Linked DNA regions of Homo sapiens: region 2 is linked to region 1. Evidence: chromatin loops called from intact Hi-C (ENCODE). Cell type or tissue: B cell. All regions are shown on one strand. Links, peaks and the distances in the headings refer to the core of each region. The heading gives the core; the rest is flanking DNA.

Evidence for each region. A loop is a pair of places that touch in the nucleus more often than their neighbours do. Peaks named below come from ENCODE experiments on the same cell type or tissue, not always from the same donor. Only the 100,000 strongest peaks of a DNase experiment are listed, where the experiment ranks them.
Region 2: a loop joins it to region 1, with 12 times the contacts of the local background. A loop is called at or near these places in 7 of 110 quality-filtered maps.

The regions. Positions count from the first base shown.
Region 1 is chr9:114,393,299-114,401,689 of GRCh38, forward strand. It overlaps a transcript of AKNA not described here. Among named protein-coding and RNA genes, the nearest start is that of AKNA, 9.5 kb to the left of the region's middle. RefSeq lists silencers at 4,741-4,830, 5,141-5,440. In B cell, for the core only: a CTCF peak has its summit at 4,941; DNase peaks (open chromatin) are centred at 4,583 and 5,203; H3K4me3 peaks cover 2,106 bases; H3K27ac peaks cover 5,131 bases.
Region 2 is chr9:114,606,438-114,614,665 of GRCh38, forward strand. TMEM268 (transmembrane protein 268) reads left to right here and starts at 4,854. Exons shown (of 9, transcript NM_153045.4): 1 at 4,854-5,127. RefSeq lists an enhancer at 1,584-1,643 and silencers at 4,766-4,845, 4,886-5,095, 5,206-5,485. In B cell, for the core only: CTCF peaks have their summits at 3,361 and 3,571; a DNase peak (open chromatin) is centred at 4,864; H3K4me3 peaks cover 3,154 bases; H3K27ac peaks cover 4,963 bases.

The sequences.
Region 1 (8,391 bases), core at 319-8,318:
TCCGCCTCCCGGGTTCATGCCATTCTCCTGCCTCAGCCTCCTGAGTAGCTGCAATTACAGGCACCTGCCACCACGCCCAGCTAATTTTTTTTTTTTTTTTGTATTTTTAGTAGAGACAGGGTTTCACTGTGTTAGCCAGGATGGTCTCGATCTCCTGACCTCGTGATCCACCCGCCTCGGCCTCCCAAAGTGCTGGGATTACAGGCGTGAGCCACCGTGCCCGGCCCTGGACAGTGTGATCTTAATCACTTTGCAACTGAAACTTGCAATAGGTAAAATGGTTGGAAACAATAGCAGTGTCCCGTAACAGGTGATCATTGAAAGAAATTGTGATAGTTCCACTCAAAGGAATAATATTAGCTGCCGTTAACAGTCATGCTATTGAAGAATATCAAATAATGTAAAAATTTTGTTATGTTAAGTGGACAAGCCAGTTATAAAATAATATATATCTAGTTTGAGTCCACTTAAAAAAAAAAACAGTAAAATATGGAGGAAGAGGAGGAGGAAGAAAGGAAGGAGACAGGATAGGAAAAAGAAAGAGAGAGAAAGCAAAAGAAAGAGAAAGACATGCTTTAAAATGTTTACAACAGGCCATGCGCCGTGGCTCACACCTGTAATCCCAGCATTTTGGGAGGCTGAGGCGGGAGGATCACCTGAGGTCAGGAGTTCGAGACCAGCCTGGTCAACATGGCGAAACCCCGTCTCTACTAAAAATACAAAAATTAGCTGGGTGTGGTGACGTGCACCTGTAATCCCAGCTACTCGGGAGACTGAGGCAGGAGAACTGCCTCAACCTGGGAGGCAGAGGTTGCAGTGAGCCAAGATCGTGCCACCCCACTCCAGCCTAGGCGATGACAGTGAAACTGTCTCAATTAAAAAAAAAAAAAGTTTACAATCATTATCACTAGGTAGTAGAATTATAGGCAAGTTTTTTTGATAGGGAAGTTTACCATTTTTCCTTTTGGGTATTTTTCAAATATAACAGTTGCTTTAAAAATAAGAATGAAATGAACATGTACTATTCTTAAAAACAAAACAAACGAATACCACCTCACCTCTGTGTGGTGCTTCCTTCTGACCTTGGGCACCTCCGTCTTCAGTTGCCCCTCCTGTGAAAGGCGAAATGTATCGTTGGGTTCTTTGAGGCCCTTTACAGCTCTGACATCCTATAACATTCTGTAACCCCCACACCTTCTCCTCCTCTGTTTAAACTCTAATACAATATGTTGTTTTCTGCAATACAGCCATTATGCAACATGTGGGAACACATGAAAATCACTAAAAGGAAAGGAAGCAATCAGCGCCCAGCCTCAGCCACTTTTTGCATTTGGAGGCATGGCATGTGTTGCTGGATTGGATCCTCATAAATAATTAGGCATTTAACAGATGAAGAAAGGTTCAGAGAGGTTACACAACTTGCCCAAAGTCACACAGCATGTTAAGGCACAGTTGGGTCTGTACCCACAAATAAAGCATTATCCTCCAGATGAATCCTTAGTGGGGGACTGAGTGTGCCTCTTAGACCCTGAGACCTCCCCTCCTCAGTCCTGGTCCTTGGCTGTGGTCCCAAGACCCCGAGGAGACTGACAGCTGGACATCCCACTCTGGCCCTGATCCCAGGCTCCTTCCCCAGAAAAAGCTGAGCTGGCAGTGGGGGGGCTGGGGGGAGAATGCTGGCAAGGACCTAGGGGCTGGTGTGGGAGCGGCACTGGGCGCAGAAGGTCTCACTCGGCAATGGAGCTGGAGTTCGCCTGACATTTGGCAAGGAAGCCCAGAGCCAAGATGGAACAGCAAGCTGGGGTGCAGGAGGGAGGGAGGAGTGAGAATGTGAGACTTTGGGGGCAGGAAGCCTGGGTAGATCAGCCCTTTGCTGTTTTGTTTCAGAACTTCTCTGATATCCTCATCTACAGACAGAGGCTTCTCCTTCCCTCAGGCATGCATGTGTAAAGTAACAAGATAATGTGTTTGTACGCAGGACACACTCAGAAAATGAGGAGCTTCTGTTAGCCTCCTGGCTCCCCTGGCCAACTGCCGCACCTCTTCCCTATCACCCACCCTGACTTACCCCCCAATCCCTTGGCACAATGACAAATCTTAGGGCACCATCCTGTCAGGTTTTTCCCCTGCTTAACGACCATCCGTGGCTCCTGTCACTTTCAGGTTAAAGGCCAGACATTTTGGCCTGGAATTCAGGCTCATACCAACCTGTTCCCAAGTCAGGGGCTGCTGCACTGCATAACTCACACCGTACACTACAAAAGCCATCTCATAAAGGGTTTCTTCCCAAATCGCATACTTTAGGGGAGCTGCAGTGGGGCGCAGGCCTTCTGGCCTGGCTCCACTTGGCTCTGCCAAAAAGCCCCCAACTCCAGGCTGCCAAGCAGAAGCAAGGCTGGTCTTCCATCCCCCAACACCCTTCACCTGCAGCTGTCTTTAAAAAAAAAAAAAAAAAAAAAAAAGTAAGAAAAAGCCCTGATTTGTGGTGGTTACTAATTTTGATGGTGTTAAATACCCTTACTGAAATTGGCCATGCCAATTTCAAGCTATTGATATCACTGAATGCTGCACTGGGAAGAGATGGGCACAATCCACTCTCCCGAGCTGACACCAGCACACCCTGCACACCCCAAAGTAAGGATGCGCTAACACCAGTGAGAAGCTGTGTGACTCTCGTCAAGTGGCTTTACCTCTCTGAACCTCAGGCTTTCTATCTGTACAAGAGGGACAACAATAACACCCACTTCGACAACATCACGTAACTGATATAATCTAGATGATCAACAACAATGTTTTGAGCACCTACTCTGTGTAGGGCTCTGTACTAGGTAGACACTAGGGAATAACAATGGTGACAAAACAGATAAGAGCTCCTGCCCTCCCAAACCTCACTTCTTGCAGTAAAAGCCCTGGCACAGCGGCTAGAATGTCGCACTCAATAAATATTACCTATGATATTAGCTAATAATACCAATGGTATTATTGTTGTCATTATTCCTTCCTTTCTTTGAGCCTCAGTTTCCTCATTTATTTAGAATGTGGACTGAGCAAAAGTTTCTTATGATGCCACCTCACTCAAGCCTTAAAATGGTGGTAAAGTAGATGGGCGCGGTGGCTCACGCCTGTAATCCCAGCACTTCAGGAGGCCGAGGTGGGAGGATCATGAGGTCAGGAAATCGAGACCATCCCGGCCAACATGGTGAAACCCCATCTCTACTAAAAATACAAAAATTAGCCAGGTGTAGTGGCACACGCCTGTGATCCCAGCTACTCAGGAGGCTGAGGCAGGAGAATCGCTTGAACCTGGGCGGCAGATGTTCCCGTGAGCCGAGATCGCGCCACTGCACTCCAGCCTGGAGACAGAGCTAGACTCCATCTCAAAAAAAAAAAGAAAAAAAAAATGGTGGTAAAGTGGGCATTACCAACCTCATTTTGTGGAAGGGAAAACTGAGGCACTCAGAACTGAATCCAGGCTGGGGATCTAAACTCAGGTCTTCTTACTCCTGGTCTCCAGATCATTCCCACCTTCCAGGACTGAGGAAACATAAAAAGGACCAGGAATTCGACTGGGGATGTGAATGCTTTAAAAATACTTTTCCTTCTCCACGCCCCCACGGGGGGAAACTGAAGTGTCCATGTTGTGCACCAATTTCCAAAACACCCTCTCAGTATGACGGCCCTGTAGCTGGGACCATTCCCAGTCTCTCTGGAAACCCCTATCCTAGCGCCTCTGGCAGAGTCTGCAGGACGGTGGGAGCTGATGAAATCCCCTTGCAACAAACAGCCCCAATCACATGTTTTAAATGCAAACCGGCTGGACTTTAGGAGGCAAAGGCCCCACGTGGACATCGCCTCCCTCCTGCAGAAGAACTGTGAGACGACTGCCCCAGGAATAAACCCAGAGTCCCAAAACACCATAGGTTCCGCTCCCCTGTTTGTTAGTAAGTAAACCAGACTTAGGCCCTCTCTAACAGATGGGCAGCCATTGTTTTATTAACAAAACAGCCCCCAAATAAAACCCACCAATTCCAGAGAAGGCGCCTGGAAAAGTCGTTTGGGAAGTCCCTGTATGTATCTAACTTTAGTCTTTCATGCTTCAGTTCCAGCCCATTTCTTCTCCTTCTGTTCTAGAGGACAGGAACAATGTCTCTTTTCACTGCAGCCTGTCTCAGCTTCTCTCTGCTCCAACATAGCCCAGGTTTGTTATCAGCAATTTTCCCTTCCGACTATCTCAGAAGCAGGTCTTTAAACATAGGTAATGATGGACTCCAATCCGTCATTTCTTTCAACAAAAGCCCGGGAAAGGAGCTTTGGAAGTGTCGTCTAAGGTCACGCAGCAAGCAGACTCTGGTTCTGCCTGTGCCAGCCCCATCACACTGGGGAGAGCCCAGCTCTGCGCCTCCCTGCTGTGCACCCTTGGGCCAGTCGCGCCCCCTCTCTGGACCTCATTCTCCTCCGCAGGTGTACCAAGAGGGAACTGGACTTATTTTTGCAGCCCGTTCAGTTCCTACCATTGTCAGGGCTGCCTACCCGACACTGGCCCTTGTTCTACCTTCCCCCCCGCGACAAAAAGAGGAAAAGAAACTTGCGTTAGGCGTCCGGGAAGCGCGCGCGGCTCCGAGGGCCGCCAGGCTGCGCGGATTGTTGCTGGGTGAACGAATCTCACACAAATCCCAGACAGAAAGCCTCACCTCCCCAGTAACCACAGCAACCCGGGCCACGCCTCCAGCCCAAACACAGCCCGAGGCCCCGCCAAGGCCCACCCCCGAGCTCCCCCGGGACCCCTCCCCTCCCTGCCACCAGCCCCAGCTGGAAAGAGAAAAAGCCAACGCCCCCATTGTGCAGAGGTGGAGACTGAGGCCGGAGGGTGGAGACTGAGGAACCCCGCGGCCGGCACGGTTTGGACTGGGGCCCATACCGCCCGTCCAGGGCTCCCTCCCATTCCCGGAGCGGTGATGCGTCTCCTTCCCCGTGCGCGTGGGGTTTCCACGTGGAAAAGACCGAAAGCAGCGCCGTCCCAGTGGAACGGAGCCCACTGGCGCTGTCCACTCTCCCTCCCCATTCTCCCGACGGAGAAACTGAGTCCCAACGAGGGACAGGGACCACCCCGGACGCCCCGCGAGCCCCTCCCCGAGTCTCACCTGCTGGCGGCCGCCGAGCGCGGGTGGTTTCCTGGAGTTGAGCGGCAAACAAAGGCCTCCAATCCGGGCGCGGGGCGGGGCGGTGGCTCCTTTGCATAATCCCTGAGGCCCGCCCGCGACAGCAGGGGGCGGCCCGGGGGGGGCGGGGCCTCTGGGAGCGCACCAATCACCGAAAGGCCGCCGCCACGGCCCGCCCCCAGGAACTCGGACATAGGGAGCGCAAACCCTGCTGCAGGATGAAAATCTCAGACCTGGGAGGCTGTGTGTGCCTACTGCAATCAGCCCCACCGCAGACCCGGAGATCGAGGCCCGGTCTGCGGAGGGTAAGGCATTTACGCAAGATCGCACAGAGTGGCTCACGCCTGTAATCCCAGCACTTTGGGAGGCCGGGCAGATCACCTGAGGTCAGGAGTTCGAGACTAGCCTGGCCAACATGGTGACCGTCCCCCCACCCCCACCAGTCTCTACTAAAACTACAAAAATTAGCTGGGCGTGGTGGCGCATATCTGTAATCCCAGCTACTTGGGAGGCTGAGGCACGAGAATCGCTTGAACTTGGGAGGCGGAGGTTGCGGTGAGCCAAGATTGCGTCACTGCACTCCAGCCTGGGCGACAGAGCAAGGCTCCATCAAAAAAAAAAAAAGAAAGAAAAAAGAAAAAAGAAAAAAAAAAGATCGCACAGAGCCACAGTGAGGAGGAAATCACAAACTTCCATGGCTGAAACGGCCTGCTTAGTAACAGTAATAATAAACTTTTCTTGATCACAAATTATGGGTCAGACCTGTTGGAAGCTCTTCTGCTGTTCAGTCGTCTCCTATGAGGTAGGTAGGTATTATCACCACCGCCCCCAAGTATATTCTTGTCCAACTCCCCATCAGGCAAGCATGGAAACCCAGCCCGAAGACGGACAAGAACTTTTCCAAGGTCCCGCTGTGAGTGCAGCACAGACATCATACCTTGTCCACCACACACACACCTTGAAGGATGCACGGTGTCCAACTCACCTGGGCTCTTTGCCCCAGCTCTGCCACTTGCTGCCAGTGAGCCTCAGGCAAATGGGATTCATACCCACATCTTATGCGGTTGTTGAGAGTAAATAAATAAACATAATGGCAGGCCCGTCAGAAATAAATCAGTGGTACTAATTTAAAGAGCACCTTGACCGACCCTATTAACACAAGAGGGTTAATAAGTCCTGATGCAAGAAGAGACTTGCCCAAGGTCCCTCATCCAGCTGCATCCAAAGTTGAATGCTTTGGAATTTTTCCTCCAGGTAGAAAGCACTTGCCAGTTCCCCAGGTTGCCTGCTACTCCCTAGACACATATTTAGTAGTAAGTTTAGCAGCAGCTTCTACCCACTAAGGGCCTGCTCTGTGAAAGGGGCAAACATTTTAGCTAATCCTTCTGGGCTCTGGCCCTGGAATGTCAGTGTAGGAAGGGCCCAAGGTGTTTTTCCACACAGGTCATGGAAGTGAAGTGTTTTTCTGGGTTTGAGCAGCATGGCGGTCCTGACTCTTGAACAGAATGGGGAAACCGAGGCTTGGTGCATTGTGTAACCTGCCCAGCATTCTCCAGCAAGGGAGAAGCAGACCCTGAGACTCCATTCCCCCCAACCCCCACATTGGCATCATGAGTAAAAATGTCAGGGTCACAGGTACATGTGGCCAGGATGGACCTCTGACAACCCTCCCCCCACTCTCCCAGTACTTGAAGCTGCCTTAGCCTACCACACTGGGCCCTTCAAAAGACACCAGGACAGGTGCAGGAAAGAGCAGACCCAGGCTTAAGGCAGCTGTGGGTCCAAACTTGTCCTCCTTAGCTGTGTGACTTTGGACAACTAACTGGACCTTTCTAAGACCACTTGCAAAGGAATGTTTTTAGGTTAAAAGTTCTACTGGGAGGGGAACCCATACACTCAATGGGCTACAGCCTCAGAGTCAGGCCCAGGAATTCCAGAAGCAACAAGTCCAGAAACTCATTCCTGTCCTACTCCTTCCAAGTACAGACATGGGGCTGTGACTAACAGCTGCTGGGGGTGGCAGCTCCATTGTTAGTTTCCTATGGCTACTGTAACAAATTAAAACGGCACAAATACCTTCTCTTACAGAGGGCAGAAGTCTGAAATGAGTCTCTGGGCTTCAGGTCCAGGTGACAGTAGGGCAGCTTTCTTCTGGAGGCTCTTGAGGGGAGAACCCACTGCCTTGCCTTTCTCTGCTTCTAGTGGCTGTCTACATTCCTCAGCTCGTGGTCCCTTCCTTCATCGTCACAGCACATCACTGCAGCAACCTGTTTCCATCATCACACACCTTGTCTTCTTCTGTTAACATCTTTCTCTGCTTCCCATTTATAAGAGCCTGGTGATTATACTGGGTCCACCCCATGTCAAGACTTTAATCATGTCCGCAAAATCCCATTTGCCATATAAAGTAACATTCCAAAGTTCCAGGGATTTGAATCTGGGTATCTTTGGGAGCCATTATTTAGCCTACCAAACCCATTTTATAGATGGGGAACTAGAGGCTCAGAGAGGTAAAATTACTTGCCCATGACCACACAAGCTTTGGAGTTGAATGCCAGGAGATCTGAGGCCTAACGAAGCCCTCCTGCTGCTAGGTGGGAGGGTCATTCCCTGCAGAGGGTCAACAGCACCCTGTCAGGGGATGGCAGGGGTGCCTTCTGAAACACCAGCTGCCTCAGGGGAATCCATGGCTCAGGTCTCAGGTGGTCTGCCCAGGCTGGAAAGAGAACAAGGACAGCCAAGAACAGGATCTGGGACAAGAGCATGGAACCAACTGTCCCTAACCCACCTCTGGCAGAACTCTGGACACAGAACTGGACAAAGCAGGATTTCTCAAACTCTTCCATCTTCCAGACAAATATTGAGGACAGAAGGAATAAGCACTGGGGCCGGGACTGAGGCCGTACAGTAGACCATGTTTGCAACCTTTTCCTCCGAGCCCATCCCATATGTTTTGCTCTGACACCCGCTGTCCTAGGCTACTGGAACAGCTTGACCCACATAGGTAGAGAGCAGGAAGTGATTGGGAATTTATGGCCTCTCTCTGTAGGCTTTGTCTAAAGACTGACAGGCATCAAAGTCCAGCCCTCTGGCCTTGAGTGGAGACAACTCTAGGCCTAGTGTACGCCCTGGGATCCTCCTGGGATCAGGCTGAAGCTGCCTTCTGCAGACTTTGCCTGAAATCTCACCTTCGCTTGGCTTCCTCCCCTTCCCTGTCCTGCTTCCCCACTTC
Region 2 (8,228 bases), core at 1-8,000, 210 kb after region 1:
TCATTTGAGGATGTGACTTCCGGGAGCTGAAATCAATGTAATGGAGCCACTAGCAACGGAACATTCTGTGGGACACACTTTCGGAAATAATTTCTAAAATAGCTCACATTTATTAACATCAACTTTATACCAGGTGGCATTCAAGGTACTCTATATACATAATCTAATTTTCCTACCATCTCTATGAGGTAGGTATTATCATTTCTATTTTGCAGATTAGGAAACTGAGGCTACAGGGTCACAGAGCCAATTTGTGGTGAAGTCTGGATTTAAACCCAGGTCTGTCTGAGTTCCCAGCCTGAATTACTAATACTGCATTCTTTGGTTCAATTTGTTCAGGCCATGGCAATGTTCCAAGTAGTATGTCTCCATGAAAAGTTTAGGAAGTTAGTGAATCTATAACTGGCACATGAGCTCCAAAAGAAAAAAAAAAAAACCAAAAAACACCAAGATGTAAGTTTTGATCTTTTGATCTTTGCCTTTTCACTTACTCATCCAGCAGTTCTGAGGTTCTCTCAGTACCATCTGCTGCAACACTAAGGTTCTGCCAGGCTGGAAAAAAGTTCATTCTCTTACTTCATCCAAGTTATCAAACAGTGTTGGCAGCTAGCCCTCAGCCCTGGGTCTGTAACCCTTACAGACACAACAGGACAGATGGAGCAACTGCTGAGTAAGGGTGGCTTTGGCTGGGGTTTGTGGTTATTTGGATTTATCTATAGTTGAGGCCCTGATGATTTCATTCATATTTATTCATTCACTACTTCATATGCATTTAACAATTACTGAGGACAGGGTTAGGGGCAGGGGGATAGCTATGAACATGGGTAGAAACAGCCCTATGCCCAAAAGGCTTACTCTCTTTTTGGGAAAGGGGACACTGAACAATGACAATACCATGTGATGGGTATGGGATGAGTGTAGGTTAAGCAAGAGTAGGGCTGGACGCAGTGGCTTACACCTGTAATCCCAGCACTTTGGGAGGCCGAGGCAGGTGTATTGCTTGAGCTCAAGAGTTCGAGACCAGCTTGGGCAACATGGTAAAACCCTGTCTCTACTAAAAATAAAAAATTAGCCGGGAATGGTGGTGCATGCCTGTAGTCCCAGATACTTGGGAGGCTGAGGTGGGAGGATCACTTGAGCCTAGGAGGTCGGGGCTGCAGTGAGCCAAGATCGCGCTGCTGTACTCCAGCCTGGGTGACAGAGTGAGACCCTGTCTCAAAAAATAAAAACACACAAAGCCAGAAACAAACAAACAAGAGTAACTATGAGAATGAACTATGAGAATGGGGAACTGGCCTAGGCCCAGGACAGGGCAGGGCTCCCAGAAGAAGGGCCCTTTCAGCTGAAACCCGAGAATGAGTTGGTTCGTCAGGTAGAACGATGGGGCTGGGGTTTGGAGACAACTTTCCAGATGGGAGAGAATGGCAACCACTGAGAACTAGAAGTGAGAGAACAGGGGGAGAGGGTTATAGGAGGAAATGAGAGATGCTCTGTATTTTTGGAGCATAGGGTTTTTACGTGTTGGGAGAGAGTGAGTAAAGATTAGTCCAGGGTAGGCTGTGGGTGGGGAGAGGCTTGGGCCCACCACAAGGACCTTGTGGATTCAAGATGATCACTACTGAAGTCTGCTTTCCAGCACACCTGACTGGATTTCACCCTACTTTCACTGGATTCTATTGTCCTTTCTCCATTCTACATGAGCACCCACTCCTCCTTGCTATGCCAGGACTGAACACTGGTGACATTTCAGAGATGCAAACACATGATACCTCGTTGTCCAAGAATGCACCACACTTTTACTGAGCATTTTCTTCTAAGCATTTCATCACTTCAATTAATTCTTGCAATCTCCCAGATTAGCAGTTATCTGCCTTTCATAAATGAGGGTATTGAAACTCAGAGAGTGAGCTGAGCTGCCTGCCAATGCCACATGCCAGTAAGTGGTAGAGCCTGGTGGGCCAGCTCCAAAGGCCCCTGTCTTCTGTGCCTCCCTGGTATAGGAGATTGATGTGTCAGCACTAAGTTCACGCTGGAGTGACCAGCAGTGAGAATGAAGAGTAAAGGCAGCCTGGCAGAAAGGGCAGGGGGACCACATCTGGCTTCATGGAGGAGGGCAACCTTGTTGGAGAGGTAGGGTTTAGATAGATGGTGATCAGGCCACACACCTGTTGCAGGATCCCTTTTAATATCCTATCATCAGTGAGTAAAGCTTCAATATCTCTTGAGGCTCTTGCTCCCACGCGTCTAAATTGTTTTTTGTTTTTGTTTTGTTTGGAAATCAGGCACACTAAATAGGGACCTGGTGTGTATTGTTCACTCTTGCTCAGTACAATGCCTGTCCCTTAGCAGGTACTGAATGTCCATTTGTGGATAAATAAATGAATGAACTTCATTTTTAGTAGCCCACTACCTGGATCCTTGTGAATGAGGGTGCCTGGGTGGTATCTACTTCTCAGGTTGCCAATTCCTGCTCCTGCCTCCAATCATGCTGTCTCTGAGGGCTGGCCGAGCATGCAGCCAGCTAAGTTCTGGGGTCTGAGAGTTTCCCAACAATTTGGAATATCTGTTAAAATAAAAAAATGCATGCATAGGCCAGGTGCGGTGGCTTACCCCTGTAATCCCAGTACTTTGGGAGGCCAAGGCGGGTGGATCACCTGAGGTCGGGAGTTCGAGACCAGCCTGGGCAACATGGTGAAACCCCTGTCTCTACTAAAAATGCAAAAATTAGCCAGGCGTGGTGGCACACCCCTGTAATCCCAGCTACTCGGGAGGCTGAGGTGGGAGAATCGCTTGAACCCGGGAGGTGGAGGCTGCAGTGAGCCAAGATCACACCACTGCACTCCAGCCTGGGTGACAGAGCGAGACCCCATCTCAAAAACAAACAAACAAACAAACAAACAAACAAACAAGCATGTACATTCTGACTCAGCACATCTACTTATAGAAATGGGCCAGGCATGGTGGCTTGCACGTGTAATCCCAGCACTTTGGGAGGCTGAAGTGGGAGGATCACTTGAGTGTAGGAGTTTGAGACTAGCTGGGGAAACATAGTAAGACCCTGCATCTACAAAACAAAAACAAAAACAAAAACAAAAACATTAGCCGGGAGTGGTGGCATGCACTTTTAGACCCATCTACCAGAGAGGCTGAGGTGGGAGGATCCCTTGAGCCTGAGAGGAGAGGCCGAGGCTGCAGTGAGCTGTGACTGCACCACTGCACTCCAGCCTGGGCAAGAGAGTGACCCTGTCTCAGAAAAAGAAAAAGAAAAAGAAAAAGAAAAAGAAAAAGAAAAAGAAGGAAGGAAGGAAAGAAAGAAAGAAAGAAAGAAGGAAAGAAAAAGAAACAAAGAGAGAAAGAAATGAAAGAAGGAAAGAAAAAGAAACAAAGAAAGAAAGAGAGAAAGAAAGAAAGAAAGAAAGAGAAAGAGAAAGAAAGAAATGCAGGCTGTGGCATGTTTGCGTGTATGCAACAATGCTGCTATGTGTATCAGGGCAAGGCCTGTCAGCAAGGCTGGAAATCACCTTCATGTCCACTAAGAAAGAAGGGTTAAGAAAACAAAGACCCTTTCTATTAGGTTGGTGCAAAAATAATCGCGGTTTTTGCAATTTTTTTTTTTTTTGAGATGGAGTTTTGCTCTTGTTGCCCAGGCTGGAGTGCAATGGCGCAATCTCGGCTCACCGCAACCTCCACCTCCCGGGTTCAAGCGATTCTCCTGCCTCAGTCTCCCGAGTAGCTGGGATTACAGGCATGCGCCACCAGGCCCGGCTAATTTTGTATTTTTAGTAGAGACGGGGTTTCCCCATGTTGATCAGGCTGGTCTCGAACTCCCGACCTCAGGTAATCCTCCCGCCTCGGCCTCCCAAAGTGCTGGGATTACAGGCGTGAGCCACCGCGCCCAGCCTGTAATGTTTTTAATGGCAAAAAAACGCAATAACTTTTGCGCAAACCTAATATTAATATAGGGACGTTTATGTGCCCCTTAAAAGGAAATGAGGCAGTGTGGCGCGTTCTGGCCGATGAGCGCCAAGGTACTTTGTCGAATGAAAAAGCAGAGTGCCCAACAGAATAGAAAAGGCCTTCCTTTGTGTAAACGCACACACGCACAGGTACATATGTGCTCTAAGGAAAAATACAAGGAAAGCACAAGGTTAGTGTTTTCCTCAGGGGAAAGGTTACTTACTTTTAACCGTAGACCCTTTGAAATTACGAAGGATGGCGATGGGAGTGAGCCCTTGTGAGTATAGCAATTGGGAACACGAGTGAGTATGTGTCTGGTAGCTGTGAACATTTCACACACACTATCTCATTAAATCTTCACACGACCTCATGAAGTAGCTATAATTATCTGCTTTTTACAGAAAACGAAGGCACAAAGAGGTTAAATAATTTACCAAAGACGATAATAAGAAGTGGAGAGACCCGAATCACAGCCTAGTCTGACCCCAAACCAATGCTCTTAACAATACAGCACATACACAATTTTCCATTAGAAACAAGTCCCCGGCCAGGTGCGGTGGCTCACGCCTGTAATCCCAACACTTTGGGAGGCCAAGCAAGAGGATCGCTTGAGGTCAGGAGTCCGATAGCAGCCTGGGCAACACAGCGAAACCCCCGACTCTAAAAACAACGACAAAACCAACCAAACAAAAACCAAACCCAAGTCCCCAATAAACTTCTGGTCTCAAATACTGCCTCATCCACGGGTTCCGTGATTGTGTGTGAGGGGGCTGGACCTCTGGAGTAAGCCGCTCCTTTACAGTGGGGAGACGGCGGGAACCCGTGCCCCAAGATGCCGTGCACGTGGTCGGCTCCGCGCGGAGGCTCCTTCCGGCGTCCCGGGGGGGCGCTCGGCTGATGAAACGCGGCCTCCAGCTCCGCTCCGCCGCGGGCCCGGGAGGCGCGTTCCCTCTTGGCCCCAAAGCGAGTCCGGCGGGCGGCTCCTCGGGGTTGGGCGACCGAGCGGGGCCGGCCGGGCGGGGGGCGGGCCCGTGAAGGCGGCGCAGCGCGGCGCGGGAGGCGTGCTGGGCGCGGGGCTGCGGTGCCCAGAGGCTGCGGCATTAGGGGCTCGGCGCCCCCGACCTTCCGCGTCCCGGGGTGGCGGCGGCGGCGGCGGCGGCGGCGCGGGCGGTGAGTGTGCGCGGGCCCGGGCGCGCGCCCGTGTCCTGCGATCCGGGCTTGGTGCTGTGGGGCTCCGGGGCCGGGAAGCAGCCTGGGCGCCTCCGCCTTGGCCTGCGTTCGGGCCAGACGGCCTGGGTTCGGCGCGGCGGGCAGCCTGCGGGGGGTCCTTCGTGCGCCCTGGGGCCCCTCCCCCGCGTGCCGGCCGTGGGAGCGGCTCTGACAAGCCTCCTGGGGGCCCGCGGTTGGGGAGGGCCAGACTGATTTATGGGGAGAAGGAGATCCCCCATCCTCAGCCGACCTGGACAGTTCCAGAGGGCGGAGACTGAGACTGGGACGAGACAGCTGCCCAAGGCCAAGGCCGTGTATGGCGAGACAGCTCCAGCTGGCGTGAAGGAGCCTGGGTTTCAATTCTGGCCCAGTCCAGGACTGGCTCCTTGACCTTGGATGGTACACTTTCTTTTCTGGGTCTTAACGTCCTCACCTGTAAAATGGAGAGCTCGGACTCATTGTGTCTCAAGGTTTTTCCGCCCCGAAACTTCTGTAACAGGCCCTCTTAGGGTCTCGTGTTGTGTTTTTCACAAACAAAACAAAACCTGACTTAGGAAACTGACGAATCTCAGTGCTGCACATAGTTCCCGGGGAGGCTGGGCACTCGGTGTCTGCAGAGCTGGGGGCCTTTGCGCAATAGGACTTAAGAGTATGTTCCTTTGCAGATGCTCTCTACGGGCTGAAAAAGAGGGGAGTTGACCTTGTGCAAGATGGATATCTGGAAGTTCTGGTTAAAATGCAGAATCAGCAGAGGAGACCCAGAGAAGCTCTAGTTTTCCTGCTTAGTTGCAGGGGCCTCAAGGCTGTGCTCACTCCCCCTGCTCTGCCTCCACCCTGCTGTCTGTCTGACCTTCTGTGTTATCCTCGGGCTGGTGCAGGGCTGAGCTGGATGGGGAAATGGGGTTCAGGACATATGATAGGCATCTGCCCTTGAGGTCTTGCCAGCACCCCTCCTGCCCTCTGCAGCTTCCTGGTTGAATGAGGGGCTGCAAGGTGACCACACAGGCTGCCCTGATGGGCATGTCCTGGCCTCTGGTCCATATCCCTTTCTGCTTGGCACTGGCCTCTCTTGGCTCTCACCTCCACCTTTGCCAAGCCCAGGAGCCTCCTTCCTCCAGGAAGCCTTCCGGAGAACCCTTCCCCCACCCCAACCAAGGTGCTCCCTCTCACTGCCTTGTTGCAATTGTTTGTTTTGTAATTGTCTTTCCCTGAGTTTGTCTTTCCTACCAGATGGTGATCCCTAGCAGGGAGGGCTGAGTAGGAACTTCAGATTTTATTTCCAGTTTCGTGCTCAAGATAGCACAGGGCCTGGCCTGAGAAGGTGCTTAGGAAATGTCTGTGGAGTAAAAATGATGGCAGCTATATTTCTTCAATGATTCCTACTTGCCCAGTGCTATTTTGAGTGATTTACATGTGTGAACTCTTTAAACCTCACAACCACCTGAAGTTACTGTCGTTATCCCCACTTACATGTAAGGAAACTGAGGCAGAGAAGTAACTTACTCAAGGTTACACAGGTGAGAAGCGGCAGGACAGGGCCGGTTACTTTTAGCTATTACAGGAAACAGCCTCCAGGTGAATGGAATAAAGCCTGCTGATTAGTACTTTGTGAGAGGCTGATGGGGCCAAGTAGAGTGCTGTGGTTTCTTCTGAAAGACATTGCCTCATGGGGGGATTTTGCAACAAATGGAACCTTCCACGCAGTCTGAAAGGCTACCTGTGCAACTCCAGCCTGGGCATGGTCCCTCGTGGCTGCTCGGTCCCCCAGGCCTTTTTGAGACTCTAGTACAGCTTCTCTGGGCTGTAGGCCCCTAGCTACGATGTCCCTTCGTTTCTTGTCTGGAACATGGATCTCAGAATTATATCTGCCTCAGGGGCCTAAGAGATGATCAAATGAAGGAGGGAAGGGCTTCAGTGATTATCAAGTGCAGGGCAGAGATCCTTGTGGCTATTTTTGTTGGTACAGGAAGAAAGTAAGGCGTGATGAGAGTGAGAAACACTTAGCATATTTAGGAGAGTCTCCTGCTGTGGGCCAGGTGAGGAGGAGAAGGCCCCTGCCATCCCCAGAGTAGCATCTCAGGGCTGACTTGCATTTGTTGCTTGATCTTGCCTGGGAAATGCAGTCTCCCTTGACTCACTCTTTTTTGTTTTGTTTTGTTTTGTTTTGTAAGGGTGATTTCATGAACATTCTCAGAGACAGTCACACTAGAGTGCAGAGGGGCAAGGGCATGGAAATTATGGGCTTGGACCCTGGAGCCAGATGGCTTGGGTTTATCTCCTGGCTCCATGGCTGGTAGCATAGCCTCCCAACCTTGGGCAAGTCACTTTACATCTTTGACCTGCGGTTTTTTCTCCTGTAAAATAGGAAAATCATGTTGAGGAAAGGGGCCTGTCTGGTGAGCCGAGTACTGGATATTATGCTTGCATTTCCTTCTGTTACATCCCCACAGCAGCTATAGGAGGTAGACCTCTCTATCCCCATTTTACAGATGAGAACAGCAAGGTTCGGGTTGTTAAGTACCTTGACAGCTAATGTCAAAGAGCATGTATGTGGCAGAGTGGGAATTTAAGTCCAGGTTTTCTGGCTCTAAAGTCTTCAATGTTTTCATAGTTTGCTGCTTTGTAGCCTTAGAGCCCAGTGCAGGGCAGATACATGATAATTGTTAAAGGCTTGTCTTTTACATAGTCTTGGTTGGGAGAGGGGGCTCCTAAGTGATCTTCCAGAGCTGAAAATCGGGGCCAGCTTCAGGTGCATGCAATCTGTGCAGTCACACAGGGTCCCCCACTTAGGAAGCCCCTCCCATTTGGTTTAATGCTGTGCTGTCGCCATCTTGAAATTCTTCATTATTTTTGTAGAAGAGGCCCCACATTTTCATTTCGCATTGGGCCCATTCTGTAGCTGCTGCTGTTTAAAGTATTGAGAGAAGTGAAAAATGGTGAGGGCATGAGAGCCCTGTTCCCCCTCTAGGGGGCCTGATCAGTGGCCATCAGCCCTTGGGCCAGCTTGGAATCATGAAGATGTGTGCTGACTGGCCACTTCATATCTTCACAAACATCTAGAA